Linked DNA regions of Mus musculus: region 2 is linked to region 1. A link is a loop called in an ENCODE intact Hi-C map of the cell type or tissue named here. Cell type or tissue: heart. All regions are shown on one strand. Links, peaks and the distances in the headings refer to the core of each region. The heading gives the core; the rest is flanking DNA.

Region 1 (8,180 bases), core at 1,168-6,167:
TCACCAGTATCTACCATCACCTATGTTTTTGATCATACCCATTCTGACTTGTTTGTGGTAGACTAGCAGCCCAGAGATGGAGGGATGCTTTAATATATGAAAATCCATAATTGTAATCCACTATATAAGTGAACTCAGAAAAAAACAAAACAAAACAAAACAAAACACAAGATCAACTCATTAGGTGCTGAGAAAGCATTTGACAAAATTCAACAACACTTCATGGTAAAAGTCTTAGAAAGATCAGAAATTCAAGGCCTCTACCTAAACATAGTAAAAGCAATATACAGCAAACCAGTAGCCAACATCAAACTAAATGGAGCTAAACTTGAAGCACTCTCACTAAATTCAGGGAATAAACTAGGCTGCCCACTTTCTACCTACCTATTCAATATAGTACTCAAATTTCTAACTAGAGAAATTAGACAACAAAAGGAGGTTAAAGGCATTAAAATTGGAAAGGAAGAAATCAAATATTACTATTTACAGATGATATGATAGTATAATTAAGTAGCCCCAAAAATTCCACCAGAGAACTGCTACAATAGATAAAAAAACTTCAACAGTGTGGCTGGATAGAAAACTAATTTAAAAAAAAATCAGTAGCCTTCCTTTACTCAGAGGATAAACAGTTTGATAAAGAAATTAGAGAAACAACACCCTTCACAATAGTCACAAATAATATAAAATACCTTGGTGTGACTCTAACTGAGCAAGCAAAAGATCTGTATGACAAGAATATCAAGTCCCTGAATAAAGAATTCAAAGAAGATCTCAGAATATGGAAAAAACTCCCAACTTCACGGGTTGGGAGGATTAATATAGTAAAAATTGTCATCCTGCCAAAAGCAATGAACAGATTCAATGCAATCCCCATAAAATTTCCCACTCAACTGTTCATAGAGTTTGAAAGAGTAAATTGCAAATTCATTTGGAATAACCAAAATCCCTGGATAGTGAAAACTATTCTCATCAATAAAAGAACTTCTGGGGAAATCACTATCACTGACCTCAAGCTCAATAGTGATTAAAAACTGCATGGTATTGGTACAAAGACAGGCAAGTAAATAAATGGAACAATATTGAAGATCCAGATATAAACCCCCACACATATTATCACTTGATCTTTTTTTTTTTTCCATTCAGTGGATAAAAGACAGCATTTTCAACTAATGGTGCTGATTCAACAGTAGACAAGCATGTAGAAGTATGCAAATCAATTCATTTTTATATCCTTGTACAAAGCTCAAGTCCAACTGATTCAAGAACCTCTAAATAAAACCAGGTACACTGATACGAATACAAGAGAAAGTGGAGGAAGGGCCTCGAACACATGGGCACAGGGGGAAATTTCCTGAGAACATCACTGATGGCTTATGCTGTAAGATAAGCAATTGACAAATAGGACCTCATAAAATTGTAAAAATTCTGTCAGGTAAAGGAGGCTGTCAATAGGACAAAATAGCAACCAACAGATTGGGAAAAGATTTTTTCCAATCTTACATCTGATATTGGGCTAATATCCAATACATACAAAGAAGTCAAGAAGTTAGAATCCAGAGAACCAAACAACTCCTTTAAAATGGTGTATAAAACTAAACAAAGAATTCTCAACTGAATAATATCAAATGACGGAGAAGCACCTAAACAAATGTTCAACATCTTTAGTCATCAGAGAGATGTTTCCATTAGCCACATATGGTGAAGAAATCAGCATTTCTCCATTTTCTTTCCTTATTTTAGCAGCAGTAAATTCTCCATTAACCCTCTTGTATCATATTCTTTGAACCTTGACTATGAGGGATGTTAGTAGAAATGCCATGTCTATAGCTGAGAAGACTTACTTAAGATTCTGTACTTTAACCAATAATGAGTGTATGAATTAAGAACTTTTATTTAAAAGGAGCAGATATTCTGGGAAAAAAAACTCTAGAGCATCATATAGCTATGGAAACATTAGCATATTTGAATGATAGTTTAATACTATGACAATCTAGCAAAACAACAAATGTTGGTTCCATGTTGGGCCTGTGAGTTTCTAAAGCATGAATGTTTAGGCTGATTTACTGTGACAGGTATAAAATAGACCCAAATTTCAGCCTCATGCACATTCAGAAAGCAGGTTATTACCTCTATAATGATAATGCCATTAGTGTATAACTTTTATGGCATGGGTAAGACAATTGGTGTCTTTTTACCTCAGAAGTCTAACTGATATATTGGTCATGATGTAGGTTTCCAGTAGGAAGAGAGATTGCATCATAAGTTTCAGGTTGATTTCTCCATGTCTACAGCTAATGTGCATTGTTCATCAGTACAGTTTTAGTATCAAGTTATGTTGAACATCCTGGAGCATTTGCAATATGCTGGATTGTTTTTGCTGTCTCTGATGACTGTACAAAAATTATGTATTAGATGTGTAACATGCCTGAGACTGATATTTTCATTTAATAGCTCGTCTTTTTTGCAGCAGTTGTATTACTGATTCATATTACTTGTATTCAAATATATTATGAGTATTAGACTTTATTTAGATTATGAGGAAGTACATTAACTTAATTTTCTTTTCTATATCCTTTATTCCTTTCTATGTCATGATCTTTATCTTAGTCTCCCCTAAGACACATGCTTTCTTAAGTATATTAACAATCTAAATTCTAACTGTTTTATTTCACTGATGTCCTATTATACTTTTGCTTTATTTTTGTTCTTTGGAGTGGTAGATGATAACTTTACACATACATTTTTTTTCAGCACACATAGCAGTAAACAAAAAGAAATCAGAGAACAAGACAGGAGTCCATGGGGAGAAAAATGATGCATATATTAGGGTGTATATTAGGGAAGAATATAAGGATGTAATTGAAGAAATGTAATGAAAACATTGATTCTAAGAACTTTCCTTTACTCCAGGTCTCTTGACTATATTCAGGTCATGACATATGATCTCCATGATCCCAAGGATGACAACACTGGAGAAAATAGTTCCCTCTATAAATCTCCATTTGACACTGGAAAGAGTGCTGATCTCAATGTGGTAAGACATTAACAGATTCAAGTGGAATTGAGAGATTAATGCATGAGCCTATGCCATTTATTGTATCTGAAAAACTGTAACTAAGTAATCCATTTTGAAACGGATTTTATTTCTTAGCTATAAATTCACACAATTGGAGATACAAGAGGGGAGAACTAACCTATACAAACACAGGTTACCAGATGCTCTAGCAAAAATTTTACTTTCTCTCACTACAGGATTCAATCATTTCCTACTGGAAGGACCATGGAGCAGCTTCTGAGAAGCTCATTGTGGGATTTCCAGCATATGGACATACCTTTATCCTGAGTGACCCTTCTAAGACTGGAATTGGTGCCCCTACTGTTAGTGCTGGCCCACCAGGGACGTACACGCATGTACCCGGACTCCTGGCTTACTATGAGGTAAATATATTGGTTTTAGTGTGCTCAGTGATTTACAGACCCATTTCTATGTTTTAGAATTGGAATCAGCTGAAGTGTATGTTTAGTGTATACAGTATGTACTCTTCCTAAGCAGATACAATATGACAAGTGCTTACAAATGTTTATAGTATACTCTTATATAATTAATAATGAGAGGTACTTTACAACATACAAGTTGGTACAACATACCAAACAATAATATTCATAAATATTACTATATTTATGACTATAGGATATTTATTTACTGCTAGGATGGATTCTAAAAATACACTATAAGTATGAAGGCAGTACGTGAACATTTTAAAAATAATTCAAGCATTAGTATTCCGTTGTGTCCTTGCCCAGTTTGATATGCTTGACCTCAAGTTCAATGCACAGAAATGTGCATAGATAGATGGAATCACAGTATGGCAGTATAAGCTAAGAAGATTACTGAGAAACCTCTCGATAAATACTTAGAATATCAACCTACAGGAGGCTGAGATAGAAAAACTTTCAGTTTGAATACTACTATCTTAGGTATTAATCAGGACAAAATTTCAGAAAGTAAAAATGTGGTATTGAGGACTGGTGATTCACCTCAAGTTAGATTACTTCCCTAGTCTGTGGAATGTCTAGACGTACCCTGTAGAACCAGGAAATTCAGGGAAATGTCTGTTTACTGTAAGACAATTAAAGGCTCATTAGAAAATGGAGAAAACTCCACAAGAGAATGGAGAAATGATAAATAAATTGCATTTTTTCCCATTTTGGAATTAATATTTAAAGGATCTGAATCTATTTGTTTAAAGATTTGCACATTTCTGAATGAAGGAGCCACTGAGGTCTGGGATGCCCCCCAGGAAGTACCCTATGCCTATCAGGGTAATGAGTGGGTTGGTTATGACAATGTCAGGAGCTTCAAGTTGAAGGTAAGCTTAGAACACTGAATGTGCTGAGATTGCAGCCTGATTCCCAGGAAATAAGTGACTAAATGCTCTCTGTTTCAACAGGCTCAGTGGGTCAAGGACAACAATTTAGGAGGTGCCGTGGTCTGGCCCCTGGACATGGATGACTTCAGTGGTTCTTTCTGTCACCAGGGACGTTTCCCTCTGACATCTACTTTAAAGAGAGATCTGAATGTACACAGTGCAAGTATGAGACACTAGAGTTATACTCACAGTGTATAATGCCCTTCATTCACTCAAAGCCTGTCTGAACACCCCCAATCTAACTCCTGAGTCATCTTTTCCCATTCATTCATGTGCTCTTTTAAAAGTCATAGACACTTTCCCCCTTTCTTCAATTCCCTGAATTCATCGTACACACTTACTGGGAACCAGGGATACCTTGAGGGAGAGGCATGCTGTTCCCAGTCTATTAACTATTCAGGTTATGGGTCTGCAGAAACTATATTCACACTTACTATCAGATTTTTCTCCATTTTTAGCCATGTCATTACAGTGAAAATCTGTCCTTTTGGGGACTTTTATCAGAAATACTTTGAAAATACTGACATAAATGTGTCTGTCCATATTGAGTGTATTTTCTAGTTTACTCTGAGACTTTTAACAAATGCATTTACCCAATGGGTATCAAGGAAGTATTGCTCATCACATGGATGGTAAAAGCAATATTTTTAATTGCTAGCCCAGCTTTCTCTGAGGTAGGTTTTAGAGACCTGGAAATAGGTTAACCCCTGGGATGATGTTGAAAATTCCCTAAATACTATGTCTGGTTTTATTGTCTGATATAAACTGAAAGACACTGAAGTCAAATGCTTCTCTAGTCCATGTCACCTAGATCGTGCATTTCTTCCCCACTTGCCTCCAGGGTCACTCACTGCTGTGTCTTGCTCTGTGTGTTTCAGGATGCAAGGCCCCTTATCGAGGGGAGCTTTAGACAATGATTTGTCCTTGAAACTGTCAGAATAAGATCAAGTTCAACGGTTTTTCCACAGTGGATTCTGCATCACACTTCCATGGAGAATAATAGAACTAAGTCATGGTCTTGCCTGAATTGAATCCCAGAGTAGTACTAAGATGGATGTCTTGTCTCCTGTACCCATTGGGAAGAAACAAAAAATTGTCTTCATCTATCATCTTTGGCTAAGCTTTGAACATCTTTTGCTTCCTGTAAAACCACCTTGCTTGTTTCTTGCTTTCATAATAAATTCCATGTTCAAACATCAGCATCTCCAGTGCTTCATGTGAAATTTTGAGGAAATCATTTTTGCTCATGCGTTATAGTAATAAAATTGCTGTGGGAAGTGGTGATTAAACCCAGTGCCTTAGGTTGTCTATTTGACTTCAGGCTTTCTTATGTGTGAGGCTGTGAGATGGAAATGTTTAACGATTGGTTCAGACTGAGAATTACATCATGAAGAGGATGGGTTTATGGTATTTTGTCTATAATCCAGAAGTAGCTACAATAGCCTCAGGATGACAGCATACCCACAGCAATGTTTGACATTACTTGTTATGTACTGCACGTTTTGTTACATTTCTCGAGGAACCAGTCCCTCTTGAATTTGCAATTTAGAAGACCTCTAAGTATTCCTCATTCTTACTGTCTGAGTACTGAGGTTGAAACAGGGTGCTCTTAAACCACCAAATTCCTCATTACAAGGTTTGTTTTCCACATGTTCTCCCCTCATTCTGTTTTCGTTTACTTTGATTTCACTAGCAAATGATGTAAATTCCTTTTGCATACTTTGTTTAAGAAGTAGATATAGATTGTACCATATTCACCTTCGTGGATTGCAGTTCATTTCTCTCACACATTTTATAAGTGTATTCAAATGATATGCAAACAGCATCACCCAACAATCCCGCAATATTTTTTATCACAGAACTCAAGGTCACAAAAATTGTCCAATCTCATAATTTCATGTATCAGTCATGGACATGCTCATTCTTTTTGCTTCTTTGATTTGTTTATTTACAAAAGCTGGTATTTGTGGGAACATACATTTATAATCATGATGAGAATTTTTTTTGTCTATAAAGATAATACCTCTGAAGATCTTTGTCATTTTGTCATTCTTTGGCTTATTCAGTTTAATCTAAATTGCCTACAATTAACCCTATCTAATGCTTTTATCCCTGAATAACCAATTACTCCTTCCTTTATCTCTCAGTCAGACTATAAGGCATTAAAAGACAAATATCTCTTCAATGTCTATATTCTTTTTTTTAATTAGGTATTTTCTTCATGTACATTTCCAGTGGTATCCCAAAAGTCTCCTATACCCTCCCCCTCCACTCCCCTACCCACACACTCCCACTTCTTGGCCCTGGCATTTCCATTTACTGAGGTATATAAAGTTTGCACGACCATTGGGCCTCTCTTTCCACTGATGGCCGACTAGGACATCTTCTGATACATATGCAGCTAGAGACACGAGCTCCGGGGGTTACTGGTTAGTTCATATTGTTGTTCCAACTATAGGGTTGCAAATCTCTTTATCTCCTTGGGTACTTTCTCTAGCTCCTCCATTGGGGGTCCTGTGATCTATCCAATGGCTGAATGTGAGCATCCACTTCTGTGTTTGGTAGGCCCAAGAATAGGCTTACAAGAGACAGCTATATCAGGGTCCTTTCAGCAAAATTTTGCTAGTGTATGCAATGGTGTCAGCATTTGGAGGCTGATTATGGTATGGATCCCTGGGTATGGCAGTCTCTAGATGGTTCATCCTATCTTCTCAGCTCAAAACTTTGTCTCTGTAACTCCTTCCATGGGTGTTTTGTTTCCAATTCTAAGAAGGGTTAAAGTGTCCAAACTTTGATCTACTTTCTTCTCGAGTTTCATGTGTTTTGCAAATTGTATTTATATCTTGGGTATTCTAAGTTTCTGGGCTAATATCCACTTAACTTGAGTCCATATCATGTGATTGGGTTTTGTGATTAGGTTACCTTACTCAGGATGATGCCCTCCAGGCCCATACATTTGCCTAGGAATTTCATAAATTAATTCTTTTTAATAGCTGAGTAGTACTCCACGGTGTAAATGTAAAACATTTTCGGTATCCATTCCTCTGTTGAGGGGCTTCTGGGTTCTTTCTAGCTTCTGGCTATTATAAATAAGTTTTCTATGAACATAGAGGAGCATGTGTCTTTCTTACTAATTGAAACATCTTCTGGATATATGCCCAGGAAAGGTATTGCGGGATCCTCCAGTAGTACTATGTCCATATTTCTGAGGAACCGCCAGACTGATTTACAGAGTGATTTTACAAGCTTGCAATCCCACCAACAATGGAGGAGTGTTCCTCTTTCTCTACATCCTCTGTAGCATCTGCTGTCACCTGAATTTTTTATCTTAGCCATTCTGACTGGAGTGAAGTGGAATCTCAGGGTTGTTTTGATTTTCATTTCCCTGATGATTAAGGATGCTGAACATTTTTTCAGGTGCTCCTCAACCATTCGGTATTCCTCAGGTGAGAATTCTTTGTTTAACTATGAGCTCCACTTTTAATGGGGTTATTTGATTTTCTGGAGTCCATCTTCTTGAATTCTTTATGTATATTGGATATTAGTCCCCTATATGATTTAGGATAGGAAAAGATCATTTCCCAATCTGGTGGTGGCCTTTTTGACTTATTGACAGTGTCTTTCGCCTTACAGAAGCTTTGCAATTTTATGAGATCCCATTTGTTGATTTTTGATCTTAGAGCACAAGCCATTGCTGTTCTATTCAGGAATTATTCCCCTGAGCCCATATCTTTGAGGCTTTTCCCC
Region 2 (8,180 bases), core at 1,370-6,369, 150 kb before region 1:
GCCATTCTGTTAGTCTATGTCTTTTTATTGGGGATTTGAGTCCATTGATATTAAGAGATATTAAGATATAAAAGTAATTGTTGCTTCCTTTTATTTTTGTTGTTAGAGTTGGCATTCTTTCCTTGTGGCAGTCTTCTTTTTGGTTCGTTTTGGGATTACTTTCTTGCTTTGTCTAGGGTGTGATTTCCGTCCTTGTATTGTTTTTTTTTTTTTTTTTTTTCTATTATTTTCCTTTGAAGGCCTGGATTTTTGGAAAGATAATGTGTGAATTTGGTTTTGTCATGGAATACTTTGGTTTCTCTATATATGGTAATTGAGAGTTTGGCCGGGTATAGTAGCCTGGGCTTGCATTTGTGATCTCTTAGTGTCTGTATAACATCTGTCCAGGCTCGTCTGGCTTTCATAGTCTCTGGTGAAAAGTCTGGTGTAATTCTGATAAGTCTGCCTTTATATCTTACTTGACATTTCTCCCTTACTGCTTTTAATATTCTATCTTTATTCAGTGCATTTGTTGTTCTGATTATTATGTGTCTGGAGGAATTTCTTTTCTGGTCCAGTCTATTTGGAGTTCTGTAGGCTTCTTGTATGATCATGGGCATCCCTTCCTTTATGTATGGGAAGTTTTCTTCTATTATTTTGTTGAAGATATTTGCTGGCCCTTTGAGTTGAAAACCTTCATTCTCATCAACTCCTATTATACATAGGTTTGGTCTTCTTATTTTGTCCTGGATTTCCTGGATGTTTTGAGTTAGGATCCTTTTGCATTTTGTATTTTCTTTGATTGTTGTGCCGATGTTCACTATGGAATATTCTGCACCTGAGATTCTCTCTTCCATTTCTTGTATTCTGTTGCTGATGCTCGCATCTCTGGTTCCAGATTTCTTTCCTAGGGTTTCTATCTCCAGCGTTGCCTCGCTTTGGGTTTTCTTTATTGTGTCTACTTCCCTTTTTAGTTCTAGTATGGTTTTGTTCATTTCCATCACCTGTTTGGATGTGTTTTCCTGTTTTTTTTTTTTTAAGGACTTCTAACTGTTTGGTTGTGTTTTCCTGTTTTTCTTTAAGGACCTGTACCTCTTTAGCATTGCTCTCCTTTATTTCTTTAAGTGAGTTATGACAGTCCTTCTTGATGTCCTCTACCATCATCATGAGAAATATTTTTAAATTTGGGTCTAGATTTTCAGTTGTGTTGGGGTGCCCAGGACTAGGTGGGGTGGGAGTGCTGCATTCTGATGATGGTGAGTGGTCTTGATTTCTGTTAGTAGGATTCTTACGTTTGCCTTTTGCCATCTGGTAATCTCTGAAGCTAGCTGTTATAGTTGTCTCTGGTTAGAGCTTGTTCCTCAGGTGACTCTGTTAGCCTCTATAAGCAGACCTGGGAGGCTAGCTCTCTCCTTAGTTTCAGTGGTCAGAGTATTCTCTGCAGGCAAGCTCTCTTCTTGCAGGGAAGGTGTCCAGATATCTGGTGTTCGAACCTGCCTCCTGGCAGAAGTTGTGTTCCACTCACCAGATGTCTTAAGATTCCGTGCGGAATCCTGTGTGGGCCCTTGCGGGTGTCAGGCGACTCCGCTGGCAAGGCACCCCGGTGCTCGAGTGGAGTGGAAGGGACTTGTGCCCCAGGTCAGGCCCGGGTTGTCTGCTTCCCTAGTTAATTCAGTTTCAGGTTCCGTGCGATTGGATTTGGGCAGACGCTGTGTTCCACTCATCAGAGGTCTTAGGATCCCGTGGGGAATCCTGTTTGGGCCCTTGCGGGTGTCGGGAGACTCCGCTGGCAAGGCACCCAGGTGCTCAAGTGGAGCGGAAGTGACTTGTGCCCCAGGTCAGGCCCGGGTTATCTGCTTGGGTTTTCTTTATTGTGTCTACTTCCCTTTTTAGGTCTAGTATGGTTTTGTTCATTTCTATCACCTGTTTGGATGTGTTTTCCTGTTTTTCTTTAAGGACTTCCACATCTTTGGTTGTGTTTTCCTGTTTTTCTTTAAGGACTTGTAACTATTTAGCAGTGTTCTCCTGTATTTCTTTAAGTGAGTTATTAAAGTCCCTCTTTATATCCTCTACCATCAACATGAGATATGCTTTTAAATCCGGGTCTAGCTTTTCAGGTGTGTCAGGGTACCCAGATCTGGCTGAGGTGGGAGTGCTGGGTTCCGATGATGGTGAGTGGTCTTGCTTCCTGTTAGTAAGATTCTTACTTTTGCCTTTTGCAGTCTGGTAATCTCTGGAGTTAGTTGTTATAGTTGACTCTGGTTAGAGCTTGTTCCTCTTCTGATTCTGTTAGCCTCTATCAGCAGATCTGGAAGACTAGATCTCTCCTGAGTTTCAGTGGTTAGAGCACTCTCTGCAGGCAAGCTCTCCTCTTGCAGGGAATATGCACAGATATCTGGCATTCAGATCTGCCTCCTGGCAGAAGATGAAGGCCCAAAACAGGGCTTGTTCCAGAATCTGTGTAGCTTTTGTAGTCCATACTCTCACCTGCGCAGAGTAGTCTTGGTTGAATCCCGGAACCAAGATGGCTCCCCCAGATGCTGTGGCAAAGCCCTCCTGGGCAAGACAGACACCTCTCCTCTGGCAGGAAAGGTGCCCAGGTGTCTGAAGCCTGAAACATGGTCTGCCCCAGAAGCTCTGTGACTTCCGCCTGACCCAGAAGCTGTTAGCTTCTGCAGTCCACACTCTCCCCTGCACAGAATAGTCTTGGTTGAATCCCGGAACCAAGATGGCTCCCCCAGATGCTGTGGCAAAGCCCTCCAGTTCGGGTCAGACTCCTCTCCTCTGGCAGGGAAGGTGCCCGGGTGTCTGGAGTCTGAAACTCGGTCTGCCCCAGAAGCTATGTGGCTTCTGCCTGACCCAGAAGCTGTTAGCCTCTGCAGTCCACACTCACCTGTGCAGGCCAGTCTTGGTGGAATCCCAGTATCTCATTCTTATGTTTGGGAAGTTTCCTTCTATAATTTTGTTGAAGATATTTGCTGACCCTGTAAGTTGAGAATCTTCATTCTCATCTACTCCTATTATCCGCAGGTTTGGTCTTCTCATTGTGTCCTGGATTTCCTGGATGTTTTGAGTTAGGATCTTTTTGCATTTTGCATTTTGTTTGATTGTTGTGCCAATGTTCTCTATGGAATCTTCTGCAGCTGAGATTCTCTCTTCCATCTCTTGTATTCTGTTGCTGATGCTCTCATCTATGGTTCCAGATTTCTTTCCTAGGGTTTCTATCTCCAGTGTTGCTTCACTTTGGGTTTTCTTTATTGTGTCTACTTACCTTTTTAGGTCTTGCATGGTTTTGTTCATTTTTATCACCTGTTTGGATGTGTTTTTCTGTTTTTCTTTAAGGACTTCTATCTCTTTAGCAGTGTTCTCCTTTATTTCTTTAAGTGAGTTATTAAAGTCTTTCTTAATGTCTTCTACCAGCATCAAGACATATAATTTTAAATCTGAGTCTTGCATTTCAGGTGTGTTGGGGTATCCAGGACTGGCTGAGGTGGGAGTGCTGGCTTCTGATGATGGTGAGTGGTCTTGGTTTCTCTTAGTAAGATTCTTACGTTTGCCTTTTGCCATCTGGCAATCTCTGGAATTAGTTGTTAAAGTTGTCTCTGGTCGGAGCTTGTTCCTCCTGTGATTCTGTTAGCCTCTGTCAGCAGACCCGATCAGAGTACCATCTGCCGGCAAGCTCTCCTCCTGCAGGGAAGGTGCACAGATATCTGGCGTTCGGAACTGCCTCCTGGCTGAAGATGAAGGCCCGAAACTGGGCCTGTCTTAGAAGCTGTGTCTCTTCCGCCTGTCTCAGAAGCTGTGTAGCTTCTGTAGTCTGCACACTCACCTGTGTAGACTAGGTACTGAGGGATCCGGGACCCAAGATGGCTCCCCTAGGTGCTCTGCCGCAGAGCCCTCCCAGGTGGCGTGGACACCTCTCCTCTGGTGGGGGAAGGTGCCCGGATGCCTGGAGCCTGAATCAGGGCCTGTCCCGGAAGATGTGTTGCTTCTGCCTGTCCCAGAAGCTGTGTTGCTTCTGTAGTCCATACTGTCACCTGCATAGACTAGTCCCTATGGGATCCGGGACCCCAACTTTGTCTGCCTCTATATTCTATGAGTCATCACTTGTGACACATTTTCCTTCACCCAGCCCTCACTGGAGAAGAAAGATTATGGATTAACATAAGATTAACACTCCATCCAGTGGATCAAATATTAACTAATGTTGACAGGCACCTGGTAGGAATTGGCAGTTTTTAAGTGTATTTGTGAATAATTTGTCACCATTCTTAATTGGGAGCTGGGGTAATTCCTGTAATGGTAGTGTTTGTATGTGCCAGAAGGGTTTACAGTGGATGCCACTGAAATGTTTGCCATAGAAATTCTCATTTAGTTTTGATCCCACAGCCTTTGTTCTCTGTAGACTTTTGCACGGAATTCACTAAAATACACTGCAATAGACATTATGTTCAGTTGTGATTATAAGTCAAAAAGTCTGCTTCACTCTCATTTTAAAGCTACCAAATGTCTGGCAAAGAATCTGAATTCCTCATTAAAAACAAATAGTTCTTCAGGTAAATCTATTTCCAATTTTCTGAGGAACCTCCACATTGATTTCCAGAGTGGTTGTGCCAGTTTGCAATCCCACCGGCAGCGGAGGAATGCTCTTTTATCATATCCTTGCCAACATGTGCTGTCACCTGTGTTTTGATCTTAGCCATTCTGATTGGTGTAAGATAGAATCTCAGGATCATTTAGATTTGCATCTCCTTGATCACTAAGGACTTTGAACATTTTTTCAAGTGCTTCTCAGCCATTCAAGGTTCCTCTGTTGTGAATTCCTTGCTTAGTTTCTATAATCCATTTTTGATTGGGTTCTTTGGTTTTTCAGTGGTTAGATTGTTAATTTATATAATTTGGATATTAGCCCTCTGATGAAGTGCTCTACAGTGGAGAGGGTGAAATTGTACTGTCCACCTCGAGTGGTGGGGCAGGATATCAACTAGAGGGAGGAGATTGCTATCCCACTGTCAAAAGATCTATCTTAGAATTTCTCCTGACTGAAGGAACAAAAATAGAGAAGAAAATGATAGAATGGAGATCCAGAGACCAGCCCAAATTGGGTTAAAGCTCAAGGAGGGGCCCCAGGGCCTGACACTTTTACTGATGCTGTGGTGTGCTTGCAGACAGGAGCGTAGCATGATTGGCTTGCAAGAAGCCCAACAAGCAGCAGAAAGATTCTGATGTAGGTAACTAGCAGCCAACCAATGGACTGAAGCTGGGGACTTCTGTGGTTGAATTGGGGATAAGCTGGAGGAGGAGGGCAACCCCATGGGAAGACCAGCAATCTCAACTAACCTGGAACCCTGAGAACCCTCAGACACTGAGCCACCAACCAGGCAGAATACAATATGTTATATGAGGCCAACAACACATATACAGCAGAGACTGCTTTATCTGCCCTCTGCCCTTGGTGAGAAAGAATGCACCTAACCCTGGAGAGACTTGAGGCCCCAGGGTGTGGGTAGGCTTGCTAGGGTGGAGGTATGTGGGAGGAACTATAGGATGGGGAGTGCTCAGGGGGCAGGAAGGGTGGGGGATAAAGAATGGACTCTTAAAAAGAATTAAAGAATATAAAAAATAAAAATGAAAAAAAACCCACAAATAATTCAATGTAATCACTGTCAGCAGTGGGCTTTGAAGTTAGAAACTAGGGATAGATATGACACTCAATGGGTCTATCTCTTAGTTACTCTTTTCTAAAATAAAACCTATAATGTGAATGATCAAATGTGTCAAAAAGTAAGGAATTATATTGTTTTTCAACTTTAATGCATATCTCTATATATCTGTGAATTCATAATGTATATTTAAAATATAGAATATATTTTAAAAGTAATATATAATATGAAATGTATATCACATGTATTATATTTATGAATAGCTTGCTAATACTTAAATAAAATTTAAATATATTCAACATCAACTGCTCTACCTAAGAAGTCTAGGAATCTTGGCTCACATGCCTAGAGCATCACAAATAGACTTTTCTTCTACCTATAACTGAGTCAAAGTTTATCTACTCTTGTATTCATGATGGTAGATTCCTCTTTTTTAATACAGGATATAGCACTTTTATTTCTAGGTATTCATTCAAAAACTAAAATTAACATTGAAGAGAAATTTGTAAATTTACCAGAGTGATAGATAGTCTAACCAAGAGATAAAGGAAGAAATAATTAGTATTATTTGGGGGATAAAAAGATTAGATAGAGTTAATTGCATGCAATTTACATTAAACTGAATATGCTGATGAATGATAAAATACCAAAGATCTGTAAAGACATTATTGTTAGGGCCAATACAAATTCTCAAGTTGATAAAATATGTATGTGCACACAAATATCAGGTTTGGAAAATAATCAAAGTCAGAATAAGAAAGAAGAATGAGTATGTCCATGACTGATATAAAAAAGTTTGAAATTGGCTGAGTTTTAGTGATATCTTGAGTCCTGTGATAAAAAATGTTGTAGGATTGTTTGGTGATACTGTTTGAATAACATTTTAATACAATAATGAATATGTCTGAGAGATATTAACTGCATCCAAAGAAGGTGAATATTGTAAAGTCTATATTCACTTCTTAAAGTATGCAAAAGGAGTTAAAATCATTTGATAGTGAATGCCAAGTAAACTAAACTAGAAAGAGGTTTGAACTTGTGACAAACAAATCTGATACCAAGGAATGTGTTGGTATGGGAGGACCCTATTTCAACTACAATACCCAGGCAGCAAATCATGAGGAATATTTAGAGGTCTTCAAGAGCTGCAAAATCAAGAAGGGCAAAAAACAACACTGTTTCTCAAGACATGTATAAAAATGTCTTGGAGTGCATAACTAGTTATGTCAAACATCACTGTGTGTATGCTGTAATCCTGAGACTACTGTAGCTACTTCTGGATTATAGACAAAGTACCATAAACCCATCCTCTTCATGTTGTCATTGCAGTCTGAACCAATAATTAAACAGTTCCATTTCAAAGTCTGAAGTGATACAGAAAATCCAGAGTAACTTGGTTTAATCACTACTTCCCATAGCCATTTTGTTACTATAAACCTACGAGCAGAAATGATTTCCTCAAAATTTCACATGAAGCACTGGAGATGCTGATGCTATGAATGTGGAATTTATTGTGAGAGCAAGAAACAAGCATGGTGGTTTTACAGGAAGCAAAAGATGTTCAGAGCTTAGCCAAAGCTGACAGATGAAGAGCATTTTTTGTTTCTTCCCAGCTGGTACAGCAGACAAGACATCCATCTTAGTACTACTCTGGGATTCAATTTAGGAAAGTTCATGACTTATTTCTATTATTCTCCATGGAAGCATGATGCAGAATGCACTGTGGAAAAACCGTTGAACTTGATCTTATTCTGAGAGTTTCAAGGACAAATCATTGTGTAAAGCTCCTCTCAATAAGGGCCCTTGCAACCTGAAACACAGAGAAAGACACAGCAATGACACTGGAGGCAAGTGGGGAAGAAATGTACAATCTAGGGGACATGAACTAGAGAAGCATTTGACTTCAGTGTCTTTCAGTTTCTATCAGACAATAAATGCAGACATAGTATTTAAGGAATTTGCAACATCATCCCAGTGTTTAACCTATTTCCAGGTCTCAAAAACCTACCTCAGAGCAGGCTGGACTAGCAATTAAAAATATTGTTTTTACCATCCATGTCATAAACAATACTTCCTTGATACCCATTGGGTAAATGAGTTTGTTAAAAATATCAGAATAAACTAGAAAATACAATCAATATGGACAGACACATTTATGTCAGTATTTTCAAAGTATTTCTGGTAAAAGTCCCCAAAGGGACAGATTTACACTGTGATGACATGGCTAAAAATCGAGAAAAATCTGATACTAGGGGGGAATATAGTTTCTGCAGACTCATAACCTGAATAGTTAATAGATCTGAAACAGCCTGCTTTACCCTCAAGGTATATGTGGTTCCTAATATGTTTGTAATATGAGTTAATGGAATTGAAGAGGGAGGAGTGTCTATTGCTTTTAGAAGAGCACATGAATGAATGGGAAAGGATGACTCTGGAGTTAGAATGGGGATGTTCAGACAGGGTTTGAGTGAATGCAGGGCATTATGCACTATGAGTATAACTGTAGAGTCTCATACTTGCACTGTGTATATTGAGATC

What was found. A loop is a pair of places that touch in the nucleus more often than their neighbours do. Peaks named below come from ENCODE experiments on the same cell type or tissue, not always from the same donor. Only the 100,000 strongest peaks of a DNase experiment are listed, where the experiment ranks them.
Region 2: a loop joins it to region 1, with 2.8 times the contacts of the local background. A loop is called at or near these places in 8 of 42 quality-filtered maps.

What each region holds. Positions count from the first base shown.
Region 1 is chr3:106,294,430-106,302,609 of GRCm38, forward strand. It overlaps the pseudogene Gm6522. Among named protein-coding and RNA genes, the nearest start is that of Chil4, 79 kb to the left of the region's middle. In heart, for the core only: no CTCF peak of the experiment used is centred there; no DNase peak of the experiment used is centred there.
Region 2 is chr3:106,140,421-106,148,600 of GRCm38, forward strand. It overlaps Chil3 (chitinase-like 3), which reads right to left. Exons shown (of 11, transcript NM_009892.3): 10 at 8,159-8,180; 11 at 7,134-7,452. The coding sequence ends at 7,433. Among named protein-coding and RNA genes, the nearest start is that of Chil3, 23 kb to the right of the region's middle. In heart, for the core only: no CTCF peak of the experiment used is centred there; a DNase peak (open chromatin) is centred at 3,841.